Regions from separate parts of the Homo sapiens genome. Here regions 1 and 3 are each linked to region 2. The links are chromatin loops, found by intact Hi-C in ENCODE. Cell type or tissue: endothelial cell of umbilical vein. All regions are shown on one strand.

Region 1 (8,000 bases), 57 kb before region 2:
GTATACCTTGAATGGACATCTCAAGGTCTGGCTACTTCTGTGCACATAAATTTAGAAGGTACCACCTCCAGAGATCTTTAGAATCAGCAAGTTTTTTTTTTAATCCCAACAGTATATTTTTAGAATGTCCTTGGCAAATAGGGCCTGTCTAGGTATAGGATGTTCAAATATTGCCCTATTATTTCAGGAGTCAAGGACACTTAGATGAGGAATGAGGCACTTCCCTGGATGAAGGGACAGTGCTGGCTCCTTGTTGCTCTGTGGCTCTGAGCGGGGAAGTTGGCCAGCTGGACCAAGAGCGGTGGCCAAAAGCCAGAGGAGGAACCTGGGCTGTCAGCCCATCCCTAGACATGAGGACATGGGAATTCAAAGGCTTTCTCCTCTAAGGAGCTGAGGACAATAAAGACCCCAACTGAAACAGACGTATGCCTCTTTTCATCTACTTCTGCCAACTCATTCCCTAAATCACCAGAAAATAAAAATAACACTATTTATCAGGCACTTAACTACATACTAGAAATATGAATTAACTCGTTCAATACTCAACACAATCCTATGAGGTAGGAAATATTGTACCCATTTTACAGATGAGAAAATTGAGGCTCAATGAAGTTAATTAACTTGCCCATGTTTCCCCAGCAGCAGGCAGTGAGCCAGGAATTGAATTCAAGTTTGACAAGTGATGCCACTTTCCAGATCAGAGGCGTTTCCTCAGTTCCTTGGAGGCTGGCTTTATACCTGTTTCAGAAGTTCATTGTATTTCCCTGGCATCTCCTTTTCCTTCAGCTAAGAAAACACCCAGGCTGGTTTTGAAGTAGTATCAATACCTGGACCTAAACCAGAAATGACTACTTTGTCTGAGCTTAGAAATTTTGGCAATCTTGTTCCATTTTGCAAACATTCATGCCGTGTTTAAATACCTGCATTTCATCCTGTTTCTTTTTACTTCGCTAATCTCACAGAGCTGCTTCCTGGGCCCCTGTCTGCTCTATATTCATTTATTTGTTTGAACACCCACTGCGGGTCTGCTGTGAGTCAGGCACTGTGTGCTTTCCCAGAAAGACAAATGTTGATAAGTACCCACCCTCAAGGTGCCCCCAGTCTAGTGGGAGAGACGGACATGCAAACAGTTTCAGTGGAGTTTTGTGACCATGACTCATTTATCTTTTGAGACCGAGTTTCACTCTTGTTGCCCAGGCTGGAGTGCAATGGCGCGATCTCAGTTCACTGCAACCTCAGCCTCCTGGGTTCAAGCGATTCTCCTGCCTCAGCCTCCCAAGTAGCCGGGATTACAGGCATGCTCCACCATGCCCAGCTAATTTTGTATTTTTAGTAGAGACAGGGTTTCACTATGTTGGTCAGGCTGGTTTCAAACTCCTGACCACAGGTGATCCACCCACTTCAGCCTCCCGAAGTGCTGGGATTACAGTCATGAGCCACCGCGCCCGGCCTGTGACCATGATAATACACTATGGCCAAAGCTGGAGGATCAGTAATGACATCAGCTGGGAAGCACTGGCGAGTGGTTCACATTTCAGTTGGTTCTTAAAGGTTGAAAAGGAGATGGCCAGGCATCAAAGTAGGAAGTGAGTAGGATAACAATAAGGTGTTCCGGGGCCGGGGGTATTTCGGGAATGTCAGTGTGTCTTTGCCAGGTGGGGAAAAGAGATGTATGGGTGATGGGGGAGGAGTTAGGAGAAGAAGTCTAAGCCAAGTATGGCAAGCCTCGTGTGCCTTGCCCAGGAGTTTAGACTCTAGACTGGGGGGCAGGAGGCGCTAGGGAGGTTTTACAAGGGGCTTGACAGAGTCTTCTTTTAGGAAGATCCCTTTGGCAGCAGTGAGAGTGTTTGCCAAGACAGCCCAGTGACAGGGAAACCAATGACACAGCTATGCAACGTGAGCTTGATTAAAAGAATGGAGATGGCTGGGCATGGTGGCTCACACCTGTCATTGCAGCACTTTGGGAGGCCGAGGCGGGAGGATCACTTGAGCCCAGGAGTATGAAACCAGCCTGGGCAACAAAGTGAGACACCGTCTGTACCGAAAATAAAAAAATTAGTCAGACATGCGGCATGCACCCATGGTCCCAGGTACTCAGGACACTGAAGCAGGAAGATCACTTGAACCCAGGAGGTCAAGGCTGCAGTGAGCAGTGATTGTACCACTGCACTCCAGCCTGGGTGACAGAGTGAGATCCTGTGACAAAAAAAAAAAAGGAATAGAGATGAGAGCCACATTTGAAGACATTTCTGAGTTGGCAATGACAGGGCAGATGGTAGCCTGAATGCAAAAATTCTGGAGCTGAGTTCAGGCCAACTCCAAGGTGTCTTACTTGGGAGTTTGGAGGATGGTGACAATATTAAGTGAAATGAGGCAGATTATAGGAAGAACAGGTTTGGAGGATTAGAGGATGGGGTAAGTGGTGTGAAATATTTTTTTTAAATATAAGTATTAATTCCTGGATCCTATTCCCAGAGATTCTGGTTTAATTTGGCTGGGATGTAGCCTGGACATCAACTTTTTTTTTTTAATCTGTGTAGGTGATTCTAATGAAAACCCAAGGTGAGAACCAGTGTTATGAAGGGATAAGATAAGAATATTAAAACAGATTCCAGAAACACGACAATTTAAAAGGCAGGAAGAATAGCCCAAGTATCCATTAATCAGTATTAATTAGATTAACTACATGATTCAAAACTCAGCCCAGGTTTCAGGTAAGATGGGGCTGAGTTTTGAGTCATGTAGTTATGACCCTATCCCCCCACCGGATGAAGCGATAAACCTGGACAGAATGCACGGCACAATGACTTGGATACTGTGAGCATCTAGTAGCAGATAGACCAGAAAGGAAGACCAGACTTTAAAGTACCTCTGAATGGGTGGTGAGTCTACTGTATTTTTCGCTTCAGTGTTGCCCAGACTAGGTGTAAGGTAGTGTGGAACCTGGACATGGGCGTCTGCATGAATGGAGAGAAGTCCAAGAGAAACCCTCTGGTTCTGGCTCAAGGGCGTGGTCTCCTAATGCTCAAAGGAGAGGGAGAAATCCCCCATTTCTTTTTTGTTTTTCTTCAGGTTGGAGGACTGAAAAGGGGAGCCCAGGACTCAGAAAGTACTAGGGACATTATAGAGAGGGAGGTATTAGGGAAAGGGACTTGATAAAGTTGTTTAAGAATCCCTGGGTTTATCCACAAGTGGAACATTCATGAATCTGACCCTAAACAGTATATCAAAAGCTTTGAGATACAACTGTAAACTATGAGGTGAACCATGTCCCACCTCCTAGACTGCCTAGACTGGCCACCAGGTGGCGCACATGCAGGACTGCTCTGAATAGCAGTGCGTGTTAGTGGAACATTGAAACCACACACCACTGAAGGATGATCAGAACTTACAACTTGAACCCAACCATACCTATAACCCACTAACGTTAAAAAACAGAATAAAATGTTTTCCATAGAATTTTAAACAAGACCCAGAGACTCATAACATTCAAAATGTCCAGAGTACAATACAAAATTTCTCACTCTGTGAAGAACTAGGAAAATCTCAACTAACATGCTGAGATAACACAGATGTTGGAATTAGCTGACAAAGACTTTATTTTTGTTTGTTTTTGTTTTTATTTTATTTTATTTTAAGTACTGGGATACCTGTGCAAGACGTGCAGGTTTGTTACACAGGTAAATATGTGCGATGGTGATTTGCTGCACCTATCAACTCATTACCTAGGTATTAAGCCCTGCATGTATTAGCTATTTATCCTGATGCTCTCCCTCTTCCCACCCCTATCCCCGACAGGCCCCAGTGTGTGTTGTTCCCCTCCCTGTGTCCATGTATTCTCATTGTTCAGCTCCTACTTACAAGTGACAATATGCGGTGTTTGCTTTTCTGTTCCTGTGTTAATTTGCTGAAGATAATGGCTTCCAGCTCCATCCATGTCCCTGCAAAGGACATGACCTAGTTCTTTTTTATGGCTGCATAGTATTCCATCGTGTATATGTACCACATTTTCATTATCCAGTCTAACATTGATGGGCTTTTGGGTTGATACCATGTCTTTGCTATTGTGAATAGTGCTGCAATGAACATACATGTGCATGTATCTTTATAATAGAATTATTTATATTCCTTTGGGTATATGCCCAGATCTTTGAGGAATTGCCACACTGTCTTCCACAATGGTTGAACTAATTTACCTTTCCACCAACAGTGTAAAAGTGTTCCTACTTCACAGCCTCACCAGCATCTGTTGTTGCTTGACTTTTTAATAATCGCCATTCTGACTGGTGTGAGATGGTATCTCACTGTGGTTTTGATTTGCATTTCTCTAATGATCAGTGATGCTGAGCTTTTTTTAATACGTTGGCTACATAAATGTCTTCTTTTGAGAAGTGTCTGTTCATGTCCTTTGCACATGTTTTAATTTTTTTTTCTTGTAAATTTGTTTAAGTTCCTTGTAGATTCTGGATATTAGACCTTTGTCAAATGGATAGATTGCAAAACTTTTCTCCCATTCTGTAGGTTGTATGTTTGCACTGATGATAGTTTCTTTTGCTATGCAAAAGTTCATTAGTTTAATTAAATCCCATTTGTCAATTTTTGCTTTTGTTGCGATTGCTTTTGGTGTTTTGTCATAAAATCTTTGCCCGTGCCTATGTCCTGAATGGTAGTGGCCAGATTTTCTTCTAGGGCTTTTGTAGTTTTGGGTTTACATTTAAGTCTTTAATCCATCTTGAGTTTAAATTTTTGTACAAGATATAAGGAAGGGGTCCAGTTTCAATTTTCTGCATAAGGCTAGCCAGTTTTTCCAGCACCATTTATTAAATAGGGAGCCCTTTTCCCATTGCTTGTTTTTGTCAGGTTTGTCAAAGATCAGATGGTTGTAGATGTGTGGACTCATTTCTGAGATCTCTATTCTGTTTCATTGGTCTGTATGTCTGTTATTGTAACAGTACCATGCTGTTTTGTTTAATGTAGCCTTGTAGTGTAGTTTGAAGTCAGGTAGCGTAATGCCTCCAACTTTGTTCTTTTTGTTTAGGATTGTCTTGGCTATACGGGCTCTTTTTTGGTTTCATATAAATTTTAAAGTAGTTTTTTTTTTTACTAATTCTGTGAAGAATGTCAATAGTAGTTTAATATGAATAGCATTGAATCTATAAATTACTTTGGGCAGTAAGAATCACAATATTGATTCTTCCTATCCACGAGCATGAAATGATTTTCCATTTGTTTGTGTCCTCTGATTTCCTTAAACAAAGGTTTATTGTTCTTGAAGAGGTCCTCCACTTCCCTTGTTAGCTGTATTCCTAGGTATTTTTTTTTGTAGCAGTTGTGAATGGAAGTTCATTCATGATTTGACTCTCTGATTGTCTATTGTTAGTGTATAGGAATGCTTGTGATTTTTGCACATTGATTTTGTATCCTGAGACTTTGCTAAATTTGCTTATCAGCTTAAGGAGCTTTTGGGCTGAGACGATGGGGTTTTCTAAATACGGGAGCATGTCGTCTGCAAACAGAGACCGTTTGGCTTCCTCTCTTCCTATTTGAGTACACTTTATTTCTTTCTCTTGCCTGATTACCCTGGCCAGAAATTCCAATACTATGTTGAATAGGAGTGGTGAGAGAGGGCATCCTTGTCTTGTGCCAGTTTTCAAGGGGAATGCTTCTAGCTTTTGCCATTCAGTATGATATTGGCTGTGGGCTTGTCATAAATGGCTCTTATTATTTTGAGATATGCTCCACCTATACTTAATTTATTGAGAGTTTTCAACACGAAGGGATATTGAATTTTATCAAAGGCCTTTTCTGAGTCTATTGAGATAATCATGCCTCAATACAGATATAATTTTGTCTTTAGTTCTGTTTATGTGATGAATTATATTTTTTCATTTGCATATGTTGATCCAGCCTTGCATCCCAGGAAAGAAGTCGACTTGATGGTGATGGGTAAACTTTTTGATGTGCTGCTGGATTTGCTTTGCCAGTATTTTATTGAGGCTTTTCACATCAATGTTCATCAGGGATATTGGCCTGAAGTTTTGGTTTTTTTTGTTGTATCCCTGCCAGGTTTTGGTATCAGGATGATGCTGGCCTCATAAAATGAATTAGGAAGAACTCTCTCCTTTTCGATTGTTTGGAATCATTTCAGAAGAAATGGTACCAGCTCCTCTTTGCACCTCTGGTAGAATTCAGCTGTAAATCTATCTGGTCCTGGCTTTTTTTGATTGGTAGGCTATGTATTACTGCCTCGATTTCAGAACTTGTTATTGGTCTATTCAGGGATTCAACTTCTTCCTGGTTTAGTCTTGGGAGGGTGTATATTTTCGGGAATTTATTCATTTCTTCTAGATTTTCTAGTTTATTTGCATAGATATATTTATAGTATTCTCTGATGGTTGTTTGTATTTCTGTGGGATCAGTGGTGATATTCCCTTTATCATTTTTTATTGTGGCTGACAAAGACTTAAAAGCAACTGTTACAAAAATGCTCCAACAAGTAAGGGCTAACTTCCTTTAAATAAATGGAAAAATAGATAGTCCCAACAAAGAAATAGAAAATATAAAGAAAAGCCAAATGAAAGTGTTCGAACTGAAAAATATAATAACTGAAATGTAAAAACTCACTGAGGGGCTGAATGGCAGAATGGAGATGACAGAGGAAAGAGTCAGTGAGCTTGAAGACAGATCAATAAAAACTCCCCAATCTAAACAACAGGAAGAATAAAGATGGTTTACCACGAACTTCACTATATGGAACAAAAAGACAAGAAAATAAACAAACAACCAAAAAAAAAAAAAGGAAGAAAGGATAAAGATGGACAAGTTGGGGAGAGAATGGACAAGCCTCAGGGAACTGGGCAACGACAACAAAAGGCTGACCATTTGTGTTCTCAGAGTGCTAGGAGAAGTGAGTAAAGAGTGCAGTGCAGAAAAAAAAATTGAAGAAATAATGACTGGAAATTTCTCAACTTTGGTGAAACACAGGAAACCTACAGATTTGAGAAGCTCAGCAAACCCCAAAGAGGCTAAACACCCCCAAAATCCATGTCCCCCAATATTATCATCAAACTACTTAAAACTAAAGACAAAATTGAAATATCAAAAGAAACCAGAGGGCCGGGCACGGTAGCTAACACCTGTAATTCCCAGCGCTTTGGGAGGCCGAGGCTGGCGGATTGCTTGAGGTCAGAAGTTTAAGACCAGCCTGGCCAACATGGTGAAACCCCATCTCTACTAAAAATACAAAAATTAGCCAGGCATGGTGGCGCACACCTGTAGTCCCAGCTGTTCAGGAGGCTGAGGCAGAAGAATCACTTGAACCCGGGAGGCAGAGGTTACAGTGAGCTGAGATCATGCCACTGCACTCCAGCTGGGTGACAGAGTGAAACTCCATCTCAAAAAAAAAAAAGAAAAAAGAAAGAAAGAAAAGAAAAGAAACCAGAGAAAAATGACATGTTATTTATAGAGGAACAATAACTCAAATAACTTGGAGATATCCCACAGAAATCATGGAGTTCAGAAGAAAGAAGAAGAGCATTTTTTAAATGCTGAAAGAAAACTATCAACTCAGAATTTCATATTCAGTGAAGATATACTTCAGGAATACAAGGTTAAGTAAAGACCATCTCAGAACAAAGAAAATGGAATTTTGTTGCCAGCAGAGCTGCTCTAAAAGTACATTCTTCAAAAAGAAGGGAAATGATACCAGAAGGAACTTGGGATACCAGGAATAAAGGAAGAGCAATAGAAGTGGTAAATATAGATGAATGTAATAGACTATTTTTCTTCTCTCAGTTTCTTAAAAATATGCTTGATGGGCCTTGTGTGGTGGCTCACGCCTGTAACCCCAGCACTTTAGGAGGCCGAGGCAGGGAAATCACTCGAGGCCAAGAGTTGGGACCAGCCTGCCCAACATAGTGAAACCCCATCTCTACTAAAACTACAAAAATTAGCTGGGCGTGGTAGTGCACACCTGTAGTCCCAGCTACTCAGGAGGCTGA
Region 2 (8,000 bases):
GGATCTGTGATCATGTCCCTGCACCACAGCCTGGGTGACAGCAAGAGACCCTGCCTCAAAAAAGAAAGTTTAAGAGCTCTGAAGCTTAGCGTAGAAACAAATGCTTGTGTCTGCTTCAAGCATTTGTTGAGATGAAATAAACCTACTGGCTTTGGGAGCCAGAGAAGAGAACCTGCACAAACGGGGAACAAACTCATCAGCCACATCCTCACTGTCCTCCTGAATCCTTACAAAATAAATCCCGCAGCCGCTGAATGTGGCAGGTTCTGTGACACCCCCTGTTTCCGGCAGAGGAAAGGAAGGCTGGGAGGGTGACATGACTTAGGCCAAGGTCTCATACAGCTTGTGGGGGCAGAGCCAGTATTGACTGAATCCAGATCGAGGGAGACTCAAGCCTGATCTTTCCCCTTCTCTGCACTGCCCCCCAGAACGGGAGCAAGATAAGTGAAAGTAAAACCAGCCAGGAGACTCCATGCATGCTTGCATTATGAGATACTCAGTTTGATCCAAACATTCTCAAACCTTGCTAGCTCACAAAGTAAGGAATTTGGGGTGGGGTTGAAAAGGGTCAGTAAATTAGATTTAGACTTCTACTTTGGTTAAAAATCCAAATTTCTAATCAGTTTACTGAAGAAGAAAAGTTGCTTCCACTACAGGCTGCAGAGTGTCCAAGAATCCATTAGCAAGATTTGGGGGAACTCCATTAAAATTTCTGCAGGAGATAACCCTACCTTCTCCACCCAGTTAGGGAGTCCCCAGCCTACTTAGGAGGAAGCTGCCAAGAGCTTTGGTCCTCAGAGAGGAGACAAAGCTACATCAATCAAGTCAGTATTTATTCAGTGCTGACAAGCCCAGAACTGGGATCTGCCAGCAAGAAATTCTGGTCCCTGTCACCAATTTGTTTATAATCTGACTAAACAGAGATCTGCTTACGCAAAATGCTTTGTAAGCAATTCAGTAAGATTTAACTGCAGGCTAGCCCAGAATGGGTGCTTAACAAATATGTGTTTCAGAATTTCTTTTTCTTTCTTTTTTTTTTTAAACTTGTAAGAGCTCAGATGCAGGAGAGATCCACGGGCCTCGGAGCTGCTGGGAAGGTTTCATGGCTGGGGGTCAGAATGGGGATGTGCACTGGATGGGGAAGATTTAGAAAGGGAAGAGCCTGAGCAAAGCTTTCATCATCCCCGAGCCCTGGTGTGTTAGTCCGTTCTCACACTGCTATAAAGAACTACCCGAGACTGGGTAATGTATGAAGAAAAGAGGTTTAATTGACTCACAGTTCCACAGGCTGCACAGGAAGCATGGCTGGAAGGCCTCAGGAAACTTACAATCATGGCGGAAGGTGAACGGGAAGCAAGCACGTCTTATCATGGCAGAGCATGGGAGAGAGTGCACGAAAAAGGAAGTGCCACACACTTTTAAGCAACCAGATCTCGTGAGAACTCACTCATACCCCGAGAACAGCAAGGGAGAAACCCACCCCCATGATCCAATCACCTTCCACCAGGTCCCTCCCCCAACACTGGAATTACAATTCAACATGAGATTTGGGTGGGGACAGAGCCAAACCATATCACCTGGAGAAAGTGGACAGTTGTGACCCAAGAAGGCTGTCTCTTCTCAGGTCCCAGTTGAGCGCTTGCTTTTGTGACATGAATGTCCCCTAACCTTTTTTACTGGCACAGTGACTCATGGCAAAAGCAATGCACTTTGTCCCAAGCAGAGACTGCAGCAGTAGGGAATATCAGGAAACCTTGGGATCTGCCCGCCTGCAGGTGGTGAGGTCCTATTAGTGGGTGGACAACGCGTCCTTGTTTGCCATGGGTGTGAGATCATTGCTCTGCTGTCTGCTGGCACTCCCCTGGAGCTGCCTCAGGCTGGTGGGTGAGTTAGGTCTCTAAGGATGTTCCATACAGGGACTGGCCCTAAAGTTAATGCAGCTTAGGCTGCAGGACCCTCATTTGCACAGGCCCTCCAAGGCTTGGGAAGGGTCCAGCAGTGTTTTCACATTTGCATGATTACATTGTTTTTTCTTTTTCTTTTCTTTTTTGAGACAGGGTCTTACTCTGTCAACCACACTGGAGTGCAGTGGCACAATCTCAGCTCACTGCAGCCTCAACCTCCTGGGCTTGAGCAGTCCTCCTGCCTCATCCTCCCAAGTAGCTGGAACTATAGGCACACACCACAATGCCTGGCTAATTATTTTATATATAGAGAGAGAGATGGGGTCTCACTGTATTGCCCAGGCTGGTCTCAAACTCCTGGGCTCAAGGGATCCTCCTGACTCGGCTGTATTCCCAAAGTGCTGGGAATACAGGTGTGAGCCACCACACCCAGCCAAAAATAATATATTTAACTGCTATCAGTTATGACTATTTTCTGTTTCTACTCTCACTTTCCTTTCTCCACTCTTTCCCTGTGCCAGGTGGGATGGACCAGCCATGGGCATATCTGAAGGTACATTGAGGCAGATGAGAATGCATTGAGGGTACATTTATTTGGGGTTTTGTTGGATACATTTATGTGGCTTACAATTACTTCTGTGAATTCTTCACTTATTACTTATTACTAAGCTATCTTAGGAGCACCCTCATCTCACTCCCTGCCTAGTGTTATGACGGGAAGAACCAGGGCTATCCCTATACACTGTGTCCTATGGCATCTGGCATGAGAAGTACATAGATTGTGGAGGAAAAAGGTTTGAAATGAATCAAGCCAGAAGGTGGTCTGTGAAAAATTCTTCCAACTGTCAGACATGGAAAATGGTAAGCCAAAGGTTCCATTAACAACTACTAGTCAATGGCGGAGTATGGTGACTCATACCTGTAATCCCAGCACTTTGGGAGGCCGAGGCAGGTGGATGGCTTGAGCCCAGGAGTTTAAGACCACACTGGGCAGTTTAGTGAGACCTCATCTCTATTTAAAAAATAAATTAAAAGAAAAAAACTAATCAAAATGGAATTTGTCTCCTGTGAAGAATATGTTAGCCGGGTGCGGTGGCTCACGCCTGTAATCCCAGCACTTTGGGAGGACAAGGCGGGCAGATCATGAGGTCAGGAGATCAAGACCATCCTGGCTAACATGGTGAAACCCCATCTCTACTAAAAATACAAAAAATTAGCCGGGCGTGGTGGCAGGTGCCTGTAGTCCCAGCTATTCTGGAGGCTGAGGCAGGAGAATGGCGTGAACCCAGGAAGCGGAGCTTGCAGTGAGCTGAGATCGTGCCACTGCACTCCGGCCTGGGTGACAGAGCAAGACTCCATCTCAAAAAAAAAAAAAAAAAAAAAAAAAAAAACGAATATACCTGATAATACAGCACATACAATTATGAACAAACTTTGCTTTTTTTCTTTTTGGAGGGGATCACACAAAATACAATTTTCAGAATTTCTCTATAGGTATGGGATAAAACTGCAGAAGCACTACAAACAGCAAGTTATAGTCATGTGTGAAATCCTATGTGTTATGCATCCCAACCATCAATAATAATTACCAAGCAACCACGCTAATAGGAACAGCTGAATTACATTTCTATTTTCTCTACTAAAAATGATTGTAGAAAATTGCAGACACATTGAAAGACAATCAAAGAGTATAAAGCTAAAGATATGGGGGAAAGAAGCATTAGATACGTTAGGGGGCTCAGTAATAAAAATGTGCATTTTTTCTGGATTTGGAGACATTTGTAGTCTTTTTTCTAATTGTGATCAGTTGTGATTTATTTTCTCATTCTAAATAAAAATTTATTTTCACATATACATTTGTATTTGTCATTTTCTGTTATCTTCCTAAAGATGACACCCAAATTATATACGCTCTGGGCCTCACAAAACCTTGATCCACCTCCTGAATGTCCATATTAGCTTATAGAACTGATAATCATCCTTGCCAGGACCATGGAAAACACTGATTTTTGTTTCTCTGGTAGACAGGCAGTATGTTATGATGCTTAGGGGCCAGGAACTCTGGGACCAGAATGCCAGAGTTCAAATGCCACGTAAAGCATGACCCACAGTTTCTATCATTTATAAGACACTTAGAAAGTGCCGCTTCATAACACTTCGTAAATATTCACTATATTATTATTAGACTTAGACATGTCTTCTCTTGTTCTAAACCCTTATCCAGTTACAATAATTGCAAGATACAGAATTTTGAGAAATCATTTGTGATTATATTTTATGTACAGCAATTTTTAAATGAAACACTACTCTAAACTAAAAGTAAAGAATGAATTAGGGCTGGGCACGGTGGTTCACACCTGTAATCCCAGCACTTTGAAAGGAGGTGGTGGCAGGAGAATCGCTTGAGCCCAGGAGTTTGAGGCTGCAGTGAGCCATAATCATGCCACTGCATGCCCTCCTGGGCAAAAAAGCAAGACCCCAACCCTAAGGGAAAAAAAAAAAGAATGAATTGGAGCTCTCTGTCCCTTTGTTTCCCACCACATGGTAGCATGAGGATGGAGTGCAAGCGCTGGATGAATTCAGCTTGAGTAAAGCCAGGTGATGGAGAGGAGAACGTGTAAAGGTCAGAGGTCCATTCACCAATGCAATGATCCTCACTGCCCCAACGCTAAGCCAGGGAGGAGCAGGGCTTCATTCTATTCACTAAGGGGATTTTACTGACCCCTTGTGGGAGAAGAGGTTGGTGCATCCAATAAACATCCCAGTTTGGGGAACATGTTCTCCTGCAGTCCTTCACCCGAAAAATTCAAGGAACAGAAAGGTGAGGTAGGTTACTAACTGCCCGAGTTCTTCCCATTCAACTCGAAACTCTTTACAGTTACTTCTCAGATCAACTTCTTTCCTGACACTCTTCAGAGTTCTCATCAAAGGCAGGAGGAGTTTGATGTCAGGAATATGGGCTTTGGGTGTTCAAAAACAAAATGAAGGAAGGAAAGCAGGGAGGAGGGAAGCAGGCAGGGAGGGAGGAAAGATAAGAAAAAAATTTTTTGGATCTTAGCACAGCTACTGGCAAATGAAAGACTGTAAGCAATCTGTTTAACTCCCTGGGCCTCCCTATCCTCACAGGTGAAATGAAACTCATAATGCTAATGATTGAATCAGATGGTGTATATAAAGTGCCCGTGCGCAGCCCACAGTGGATGCTAAATAAGTGTCTGTTGTTATCGTTAAACATGATGCTGCCATATTTACTCAGTATCATGATACTCATTCGACAGTTACTTCACACTACTATAAAGCACATCTTTTGAAAGAAAAAAAAAACAGAAGTTTCTTTTAAAAGAACAATTTCCTCAGCAGAGACCAGGCTTGACATAGTCTCTGACAGTATACACAGATGGAAACCACTTCTTGTCCAGACAGCCCGGCTTACCTCGTGCAGGCCAGGCCATTCCGGGGTGGAGAGGGTTGGGAGGGGTCACGGACAGCACCACCCCTTCTGTAGAGCGGGCGGGGCAGCCTAGCTCGGGCGTGTCTTCACTTCTTTTCCCGTAGGAAATGCCTAGGGTCCTACGCAAGTAAATTCTCTTTGCTGCGACTGGAGAGAGACGATTCCCATTTATCCAGCCTCCTCATGTTCTGGCCTAAGACGCCCTCGGCCCTCCAGGGGAGTGGGCTCCCGAGCAGGGCGGTTCCACGGTTAGATGGAGAGGAGGGGCGCGGGAAGACCGCACAAGGCCGGCTTCGCTCCCTCCGCGGCAGGTACCAGGGGCCTGGGCAATGCCTCCTCACTCTTTTCGCCTTCGTCCCCAGGGGAGGGGAGATGGGGCTGAAGGATAACAGACACAACTAAACTGGAGAGACTGGGTTAGAGGAAAACGAACTGCCTGGCTTGGAACCACTTGGCCAGACCCCTGGAGTGAATCCCACACCTTTCCAGGCTGCTTGACCTCCCTACTCATTAAGCCAGTGCAGCCCAGAATCCTGACCTCCCAGGCCTCCTTCCCAAGGTCCCCCCGCTCTGGAATGGCAGCATCTCCGACTTTTCCTTTTTCTGTCTCCCGCTACAGAGCAATCGAAAAAATAAGTTCTTCTATGTATAGTAAGATATTAAAAGTCATTATTGACCATGCGCAGTGGCTCACGCCTGTAATCCCAAAACTTTAGGAGGCCGAAGCAGGAGATGGCTTGAGTCCAAGAGTTTGAGACCAGCCTGGCCAACATGGCAAAACCCCATTTCTACCAAATATATATATATGTATATATATATTTTAAATATATATATATGTATATATATATTTTAAATATATATATATATTTTAAATATATACAACATATGTATGTATTATATATATGTATGTATGTATACAAAAATTAGCCGGGCTTGGTGGCACACGCCTGTGGTCCCAAGCTACTTGGGAGGCTGAGGTAGGAGGATTTCTTGAGCCAGGGAGGTTGAGGCTGCTGTAAGCTGAGATCCCGCCACTGGACTCCAGAGAATGCGACAGAGCAAAACCTGGGCATCAGAGTGAGAACCTGTCTCAAAAAAAAAAAAGTCATCGTTGTTAAAATGTGAAAAGTTAGATGAGGTCATCATGTATGCTATATGTATGTTTTTAAAAAGAAAGGAGATACCAATACATACATGCGTGTATTTCATAATATTAAAATAAAAAACAGTGTATTTTTCTACTAAAAATACATTAAACACTGTCTCTACTAAAAAATTAATAAACTATACTATTGTTTATAGGAGAATGAGGAGCTGAGTGGAAGAAACAGGGATAGAAGAGAGACTTCTTCCTTGCAGATGAGCAGTCTGGGTAATAATCATTATCATCATTTAAAAAAGAAAGAAAAATAGGAAGATAGACTTCTTTGAATATATTGTTTTGGAGAACTGACTTTGGAACAGTGTACATATTTTTCATAATTTAAAATGAAATTAATAAATGAATTAATAAAATAATTCTTAATATCCAAAAGTAAAATTAAACTTCTGCACCCAGTTGATAGCATAACTACACAGATACTATACCAACAGACTGTAAAACACGATAATTTGATGATCTATCTCTAGTTAGATACACCCTAATGATAGAGCCAAACAAAAAAATTCAACTTTTCGGAAATCATATTGTTGATAACATTAATATTGTTATTGTACAATAAATCAAATAATTTTTAAAACATTTTTTAAAAAGAAATGTAGGTATAAGATCAATAAGGTGGCTGGGTACAGTGGCTCATGCCTGTAATCCCAGCACTTTGGGAGGCCAAGGCAAGTGGATCACCTGAGGTCAGGAGTTTGAGACCAGCCTGGCCAACATGATGAAACCCCATCTCTACTAAAAATACAAAAAATTAGCTGGGAGTGGTGGCTGGCACCTATAATCCAAGCTACTCAGGAGGCTGCAGCAGGAGAATTGCTTGAAGCTGGGAGGCAGAGTTTGCAGTGAGCTGGAGTGCCCGCTGCACTCCAGCCTGGGCAACAAGAGCAAAACTCTGTTTCAAAAAAAAAAAAAAATCAATAAAGTTGTAAGCAGTCCTGAATTTGAATTGCAAAGTTCAGTTTGAACTCACTTATTTTTTTTCTTTAAAATATTCTTAGCCAACTGGGTTTGGTGGTTTACACCAATAATCCCAATATTTTGAAAGGCCAAAGAAGGAGGATTGCTTGAGGACAGGGGTTTGAGACCAGCCTTGGCAACACAGCAAGATCCCAACTCTACAAAAAATAAAAAATTAGTCAGGCATGGTGGCACGCACCTGTAGTCCTAGCCACTTGGAAGGCTAAGGCAGAAGGAGCCAAGTACTTGAGCCAAGTAGTTCAAGGCTACGGTGAACTATGATTGCATCACTGCACTCCAGCTTGAGCAACAGCGTAAGACTCTGTCTCTTTAAAAAAATCAAACAAACAGAAAACATTCTTAGCTCTTTCCACTGAAAAGAAAAAGTCTAAGAAATAATGACCAGCCCAGTAGCACTGACGCCCCTGATACCCACATTGTGATCTCTAAATGTCATTTCCTTAAACAGAATCAGGACTTCTTGGAGCAATGTTTTATTTCAGGTCAGGCATTTCAGAAACAAGAA
Region 3 (8,000 bases), 1.1 Mb before region 2:
CTTGCTCTCTCCTCCTCTCTTGCAGGTGGGGGTTGGGGAATAGAATCCATATTACAGTGAGTTGGAGTGAATGGGAATTAGTAAAGTAGAGATATTGAGTATAGACTATTAATACTTTTTCACCTCTGAAGAGAAGCTGTAGCTAAAGGTGGAGATTATTAAAAGGGGGATTATTTTTTAAAGATGGAAGATAACATATATGTGTATATACTTAAGAATAAGCCAGCAGAGAAGCTGCAGATACTGTATAAGGAAGATAGGACAAATAATGGAGCAAAGACCTGGCAGCAGCAGAACAGAATTGGTTCTAGAGAGCTGAGAAGCAAGGATCTGCCACCCTCTGTGTTGTATCCCTAGCACCCTTTGCTGGACCCTGAGCCTCCATGCACATGCACACATACTCATGGACAGACAAACAGACACACATGTTAATATAAAATGATTTGTAGCTTTCAGTATGTAACTTTTACACTATTATAAAATGAATAAGTGATTAACCTTGACCAACCCTCCCAACTGGGCTCTGGATCTCATCTCCTCTGACCTTTTTAAGGATGTAGCAATTGTTCCCTCTTTCTCCAGAATTATTAATTTTCTCCTATTTACTTGATCATCCTATCAACATAAATAAATGCCGATCATGCTATAATATTCCATCTTGAAAAAAAATCCTCCCTTGACCCATGTTCTTCTTTAGCCACTGTCCTGTTCTCTCCTCCTCTTTACTGCAAAATGTCTTGGGAGTACTTGTTTGTGTGTGCTCTTTCCACTTTCTCTGTCCTTAGTTTCCTTTGAACATGAGACCGATCTCAGATGGTCACCATTACACCTTAACAATTTTTATCATGTTACTAGTTTAACACTCAATGATCTACATGCAACCAAATCTCATGGTCAATTCTAAGAAGTCTTCATCTTACTTGACTTATTAGCATTGTTAAACACAGTTGATCACCTCTTCGTCCTCTCTCCACTTGGCTTAAAGGACATCATTTTTAGTTTTCCTATCTCATTGGCAGCTCCTTCTCTGTTTTGTTGGTTCCTACTCATTTTCGCAACCTCAACAGCTACAGTATTTTCTCTAAGGGGGTGAAAAATGGTTCGGGGCAGGGGGGAGCAAAAAAAACCTTACTATGTATAAAGCACAGACATACATGCATACACGTATCACCTAAACAGATATACAGTAGATCTGCAGTAATAAAATTCCAGCAGGGAAGGGACTGGGGGGAGGGGGGAAATGTCTAAAAATGCTGGGGTGGGGGTTGTTCAACAAAAGAAAAGTTGAAAATCATGACTTTACATAATGAAGTTCCCCAAGGCTCAATACTTGGACTTCTTCTTATCCCCATCTATTATCACTTGCTTGGTAATCTCATCTAGTTTCATGGCTTAGATGCCATCTACCTGCTGATGACCTCCATATGTGTCTCCATCCTCAACTTCTCTAAATTCTAACTCACATCTACTCATGAATCCAAACTCTACCTGAATGTTGAGTTTGCATTTCAAACAGAATATTACCGAAACCAAACTTCTAATTTTAACCACCCCCGCCCCAACCTATACACCTGCGGCTCCCAGTCTTCCATCTCAGTAAATGGTAACTCTATTTTTCCTGTTGTCCAAACCAATCTCCCCTTTACTCACTCTGCTCCAGCCACACAGGGTTCCTTAATGTTCCTCAAACAAACCAAATGGCATCTTCACTGCAAAGCCTCCGGGCTTGCTAATTTCTCTGCCTGGGTGCCCTTCTCCCAGATAGCCACGTGACTCACTTCCCTCCCTCAGTCCCTATGCAAACATCACTTTACAAGTGAGGCTTTCTAATATCCCTTCTTACCCTGCTTTACTTTTCTTCAGAGCACTTGCTTCTATCTGACATAAATTTTATTTCTCCCTCAACTAGATCATAAGCTCCATGAGGACAAGGGCTTTGTTTTATTCAGTGCCTGGTATACAACAGATGCTTCAATATTTGTTGAACAAATAAGTAAATCACAGTAAAGCCTTCTTTACTTAAAATTATTAGTAATTTATATTAATATGATTAGGGATATTTATATGAATAGGATAACATTACTTTCCAATATGAAAAAGATAGTAAACTAGTAATATAAACAAAATTATATGGAAAATACCTTTAAAATATTGTCTAAGTTAGACTGTGGGTCACTGTTACCCACCAATAACCACAATTTTAAACTTGTAAAGTAATCTCAGTATCTTGCTTACTGGCCATTGGAGATTGACTTTGGTCATAAGTGTCAGCTACTAGAATTTCATTTTCATTAGGATTATGTTGTGGATGAGTTGAAGACTTGGAAACTTTTCTCATTTCTAAGGGGAGAAAAAAATAAGAGATTACACAATAAACAATGATGATGAAAAGCATTATCAAATTATTTTTATTTATTCATATTTAAAATTTTTATGTATTATCTGTATTTAAATCCAATATAAGTACTGTTTTATTGACATAATTATCATATTCTAAGAAGTAAGCTCCTTTAATTTCACTAAGAAACAAAGCTGTTTAAGTTAAGACATTGGGAGAGAGGGGACTAGAACAGACAGCTTCTTCTAACCCAAATTGCCTAGAGTAGTAACATTTTAGTGTTACTTCTCTTTTTATATTTGTTACAAATCAGCAGGTTAATTTAAAAAGGTATACTGGGCTGGGCACAGTGGCTCATGACTGTAATCTGAGCACCTTGGGAGGCTGAGGCAGGAGGATCTCTTGAGCCTAAAAGTTCCAGGCTGTAGTAAGCTACAGATCACACCACAGTACTCCACCCTGGATGACAGAGTGAGACCCTATCTCAAATAATCAATCAATAAACAAATGATCAATCAATCTAATGTATACTATATCATTTATCTCCATGATCTTTGTTTTAGAGTTTCTATTTTCGGGAAGGAAACTCTGAAGCATGCTTTATCAGAAATCACTCCAATATTTAAAGATTTAGTTCAAAGAAAACCAAAATAAGGACAAGGTAAAGTGAAATGGTTTTACTATTTATAACTTGAGAGTAATATTAAAAAGCATTATAAACCTTAAAATAAGCAAGCAAGGGAAGTTAGAGAACAGGACTAATTAGTCATTAAAGCATTTAAAATTATTATTATTATTATTATTTTTGAGATGGAGTCTTGCTCTGTTGCCCAGGCTGGAGTGCAGTGGCATGATCTCAGCTCACTGCAACCTCCACCTCCAGGGTTCAAGCAAGTCTCCTGCTTCAGCCTCTCGAGTAGCTGGGACTGCACGCGTGTGCCACCACGCCCAGCTAATTTTTTATATTTTTAGTACATACAGGGTTTCACCATGTTAGCCAGGATGGTCTCGATCTCCTGACCTCGTGATCCACCCACCTTGGCCTCCCAAAGTGCTGGGATTACAGGTGTGAGCCACCGTGCCCGGCCTTAAAATTATTTTAAAATCATTTGTATGGCTCAAGGTTATCGTACATCTTAAAACCAAATTTCAGATTCCAAGTAAAAAATGATCAGAACAAGGTTAAAGCAAGTGAATTAAATTTCTAAATAGTTACATGCTGCTTTCATACAAAGAAGAAATAAACCAGAAGCATTTATATTGGTTACAAAAGACTTTCCTAATATGGAATTGTTTTCTAGATATTCTTATTTGTGAATTTAAACCTGATGTAAATTATGCAGTGATTATCTTTAATGATTCATGTCCTGTCTGATAGCAAACTAAAAGGTCAACGGATATTCATTTTAGATCTATGATTTTACATTTTAACTTAGCTCCTATTTAAGTGTAGGATTTTTAACAGTTCTTTTGTTTTCCACTAGATGGTGATACAAACGCTTATAAAGTGGGGGAAAACTGTCAATGTTCCAACATCTAAGAATAAGATCTGCTTATTTGTTTAAAGGCATATTTACTGTCAACAATTTATTTGTATTATACAAATATAGTAGTACATATATATCCCCCGTCCCCCATGCTTTCCTTGTTGCAAATAGTTTAGGTTAAAAATTAAAGTCTTTACTGTTTGCTTTAGATTAATACTAAAAGTAATACTTGTATCATGGCACATAACAAATTTTGGGACTATGTGAAAAGACAGTTTTAAAGCATTTAGCAGAAATGATAAACTAGGCTGGAATTAGAAACATGTCACTGAAAAGCCACAAAGTGTACATATTATAACACCATTTCTTGATTACCACTAACTCCTACAAATTACAACAAATAAAAATAGCCAGTTACAGACAGCTCCAATGGCAGGAGTACCCATGTGGCAAGACCTGGAGAGTAGGAAAGTTCAGAGCTAAGAAGATCTGTATTTGAATTTTGACTCATCTACATAATAGCTGACCTTGAGTGAGTTAACCTTTCTAAACATATCTTTCCTCATCTATAAAACAAAAGAGCTGATAGTTATCTCACAAGCCTGTTACGAGAATTAAAACATAGCAATAATACATGCAAATCACTCAGCATAATACCTGGTACACAGGAGGTAGAAATTAACATTAAGTTCCTTTCCTTTTTCCTTCTATCCCACTTGGATATATACACATAGGAATATTTTTAAAATAAAAAGAAAAAAGAAACTATTTACTACATTTATAAAATATGGTATATTTACATGTCATATAGATGACACGTATCTATACATAACACGGGCAGAAAACGCCTTCTCAGTCACTTTACAAATAGAAGTTAAACTCATAGTTGTACCATGGGATACCAGAATAGTGACTATCTTCTTATCACTAGATTGAATAACATAAAAACTAGTAGATGAACACTGGTTTACAAAACCAGAGAACTAAAATACAACTCCAACTCTTACCATTTGCACACACAGAGTGCTCCAATTTAGTATGTGTTTGTTCTATGTATCGGACATGGGGGTTCTCCTTTCTTCGTAGCCGGTTAACGCCAGAAAATGAGAAGGCTGTTATCGGTGAATCTGGAATAACGTCTTCCTCACATTCAAGCTCAGCTGCTTGATGCTGTTGATCATTCCTAGAGAAGAATGACAATGGAAAGAAAATCAATTCAATGAGTATTAAAACATTTACTACATGGCATGGAGTTACAGTAGAACACAAACATGAAGCTCTAAGGGATGTAATCCCTTGCATCTAATGTTCCAAACCTAAGTAGATAAGTACACGAATGATTACAGTACCCAGTGGGAAATACTATGTGAGAAGTGAAGTAGAAAGTATAGTCAATAGCACTTCAGGTGAAATTAAAAGTATTTCAAATTGCAGACAAGATCAGGAGAGAACCCACAGTCTGAGGAAAGGCATGCAGTACTGTGTACTTATGTTGGAGAAGGGAAAGCTGGAATTACATGAACGAGAGCCATGAGCTCAATGTGCACATAATGTAGAAAGCAAGAGGAAAGAAATTAAGGTTTTAGAGCTTGGATATAATGTGACAATCTAACAGTATTGTGCAAGATTGGGACAGAAGGACAGGAGGCAAGGAAATCAATTAGTGGCTATAATAGTCCAGGCAAGCCGCTCTGTCTGCGGTCTGAACTAGAATATTTTAAGTACATATGGAAAGGAAAGAACGTTAAACATCATGGTAGTAGAATTAGCATGCTTGACAAATACAGGATGAGAACACTAACAATGATAACAACCAATTTTTGTTATGTGTTTACACTGCCCGGCACTATTTAAATTATGAGTTTAATTATCACAACTCTGTGAGGTATTACTACTTTCATTTTACAAATGAGGAAATGAAGATACAGAAGTCATTTACTAAAATAGTAACAGAGTCAGGATTTAAATCTCAGCAGTCAGACCCTAACAATAACACATTGTTAACCAAATGTGTTATCCATAGTCTACAAGAAGGCTTCAAAATTTGAGTTTCTGTTACTGCTTTTATCTAGGCCCCCTTATAGTCTACTCTCAACAACAGTCACAAGAGTCCTATTAAGAGATAAATTGGGGCCGGGCGCGGTGGCTCACACGTGTAATCCCAGCACTTTGGGAGGCTGAGACGGGCAGATCACAAGGTCAGGAGATCGAGACCATCCTGGCTAACACGGTGAAACCCTGTCTCTACTAAAAATACAAAAAATTAGCTGGGTGTGGTGGCAGGTGCCTGTAGTCCCAGCTCCCGGGAGACTGAGGCAGGAGAATGGCGTGAACCCAGAGTCGGAGCTTGCAGTGAGCTGAGATCGTGCCACTGCACTCCAGCCTGGGCAACAGAGCGAGACTCCGTCTCAAAAAAAAAAAAAAAAAAAAAAAAAGACATAAGTGGCTCACACCTACAATTCCAGCACTTTGGGAGGCCCAGGCAAAACCCTATTGCTACGTACAAATATATTAAAAAATTTGCCAGGCGTGGTGGCACACACCTGTAGTCTCAGCTACTTGGGAGGGTGAGGTGGGAGGGTTGCCTGAGCCCAGGAAGTCGAGGCTGCAGTGAGCTATGATCATGCCACTCCACTCCAGCCTCGGCAACACAGTGAGACCCTGTCTCCAAAAAAAAAAAAAAAAACCCCAAAAAGACTTAAGTCATATGGATGAAATCTCATGAAAACCCTGTCACATCTGCTCATTTCACTGAGAACACAAGCCAAAGTCCTTTGATCCATGAAGATCCTACATGACCTGATGGTGCCCCTCCCATTTTTCCTCTCTGACCTTTTTTCCTATTATACTCTACTCCTGCCACACTCTCTTCCTTGAGGTTCCCCAAACACACCAAGCATACTCCCACCTTAGGTTCTTTGCACCAATTGTTCCACCTGCTTGGAATGCTCATCCCCAGATACCTACATACCTAATTATCTCTCTAATCTCCTTCAAGTCTGCTGGAATTTTACCGTTTAAAATTGCAACCTCCCTTCACACACCCTAGTACTCCTGTTCCCTGTTATTCTGCTCTATAAACTTTATCCACAGCATTTACTGCTTTTTAACATAGTATGCAATTTACTCATTTTTATTTATTTAGATTTTTTTTTGAGTCTGAGTCTTGCTCTTTTGCCCAGGCTGGAGTGCAGTGGTCCAATCTCGGCTCACTACAACCTCTGCCTCCTGGGTTGTAGTGATTCTAGTGCCTCAGCCTCCTGAGTAGGTGGGATTACAAGCGTGCAACACCATGCCTGGCTAATTTTTGTATTTTTAGTAGAGACAGGGTTTCACCACGTTGGCCAGGCTGGTCCCAAACTCCTGACCTCAAGTGATCCACCCGTCTCGGCCTCCCAAAGTGCTGAGATTATAGGCGTGAACCACGGCGCCCAGCTGCAATTTATTTATTGTATCTATTGCTCACCTGTTAGAATATAAGTTCTAAGAGGATGGGATCTTTGGTTAACCGATGAATCACAAGAGCCTACCACAGTAGACATACAGTAGGTATGGCGTAAACATTTGTTGAGTGAATAGGAGACATTCCCAGATTCCACTAGAGAATAAATTTGTGTGGATCTAGGCATATGTTCTTGCCCAACTCAATTCAGGATCAACTGTAACTGAAAGATTGGGTTTGAATTGAATTGTGAATGTTGAGTAAAAATAAAGTTAATTGACTTTCCCATGTCAAACCATTACTGACCTTATTTGCCAACCAATTGTTACCAGTCTGTCAGACATTTAGGCTTTACATGACCAAATCAGTCTGTCCTATTAGACTCGTATCAACTTGCAATACTATTTCCAAATAAAAGCTTATATAGTGAGAACTGTATGAACTATGACCAACAGAGATTTTTAAGAAACATTAATTGGAAGACAAAGACTAATTTTTCCCAAAAAAGATTTACACTTTAATTTCCTGAATGATACCAATATTATTTGTAGGCTTTAATCCTACATTTTATACCAAGGAACAATCTTTAGAGCTAATGTCTAATTATTTAAAATTTTTTAAATTTTAAATAAAATAAACATAAACATAAAATAAAATAAACATAAAATTATTTAAAATTTTATTTTATGTTTTTGAGACGGAGTCTCCTTCTGTTGCCCAGGCTGGAGTGCAG

The links. Hi-C counts contacts between places; a loop is a spot of excess contacts. Peaks named below come from ENCODE experiments on the same cell type or tissue, not always from the same donor. Only the 100,000 strongest peaks of a DNase experiment are listed, where the experiment ranks them.
Region 1: a loop joins it to region 2, with 8 times the contacts of the local background. A loop is called at or near these places in 25 of 110 quality-filtered maps.
Region 3: it touches region 2 in a loop (4-fold over the local background); 2 of 110 quality-filtered maps call a loop at or near these places.

Annotation. Positions count from the first base shown.
Region 1 is chr18:21,951,537-21,959,536 of GRCh38, reverse strand. No RefSeq gene overlaps it. Among named protein-coding and RNA genes, the nearest start is that of LINC01900, 26 kb to the left of the region's middle. In endothelial cell of umbilical vein, a CTCF peak has its summit at 3,291 (motif pointing right); a DNase peak (open chromatin) is centred at 3,316; H3K27me3 peaks cover 426 bases.
Region 2 is chr18:21,894,554-21,902,553 of GRCh38, reverse strand. It overlaps LOC105372016 (a long non-coding RNA gene), which reads right to left and starts at 5,621. Exons shown (of 4, transcript XR_935276.3): 1 at 5,338-5,621. In endothelial cell of umbilical vein, a CTCF peak has its summit at 4,650 (motif pointing left); a DNase peak (open chromatin) is centred at 4,643.
Region 3 is chr18:22,979,226-22,987,225 of GRCh38, reverse strand. It overlaps RBBP8 (RB binding protein 8, endonuclease), which reads right to left. Exons shown (of 19, transcript NM_002894.3): 7 at 4,833-5,008; 8 at 2,236-2,340. Among named protein-coding and RNA genes, the nearest start is that of RBBP8-AS1, 49 kb to the right of the region's middle. In endothelial cell of umbilical vein, a CTCF peak has its summit at 3,808 (motif pointing right); a DNase peak (open chromatin) is centred at 3,855.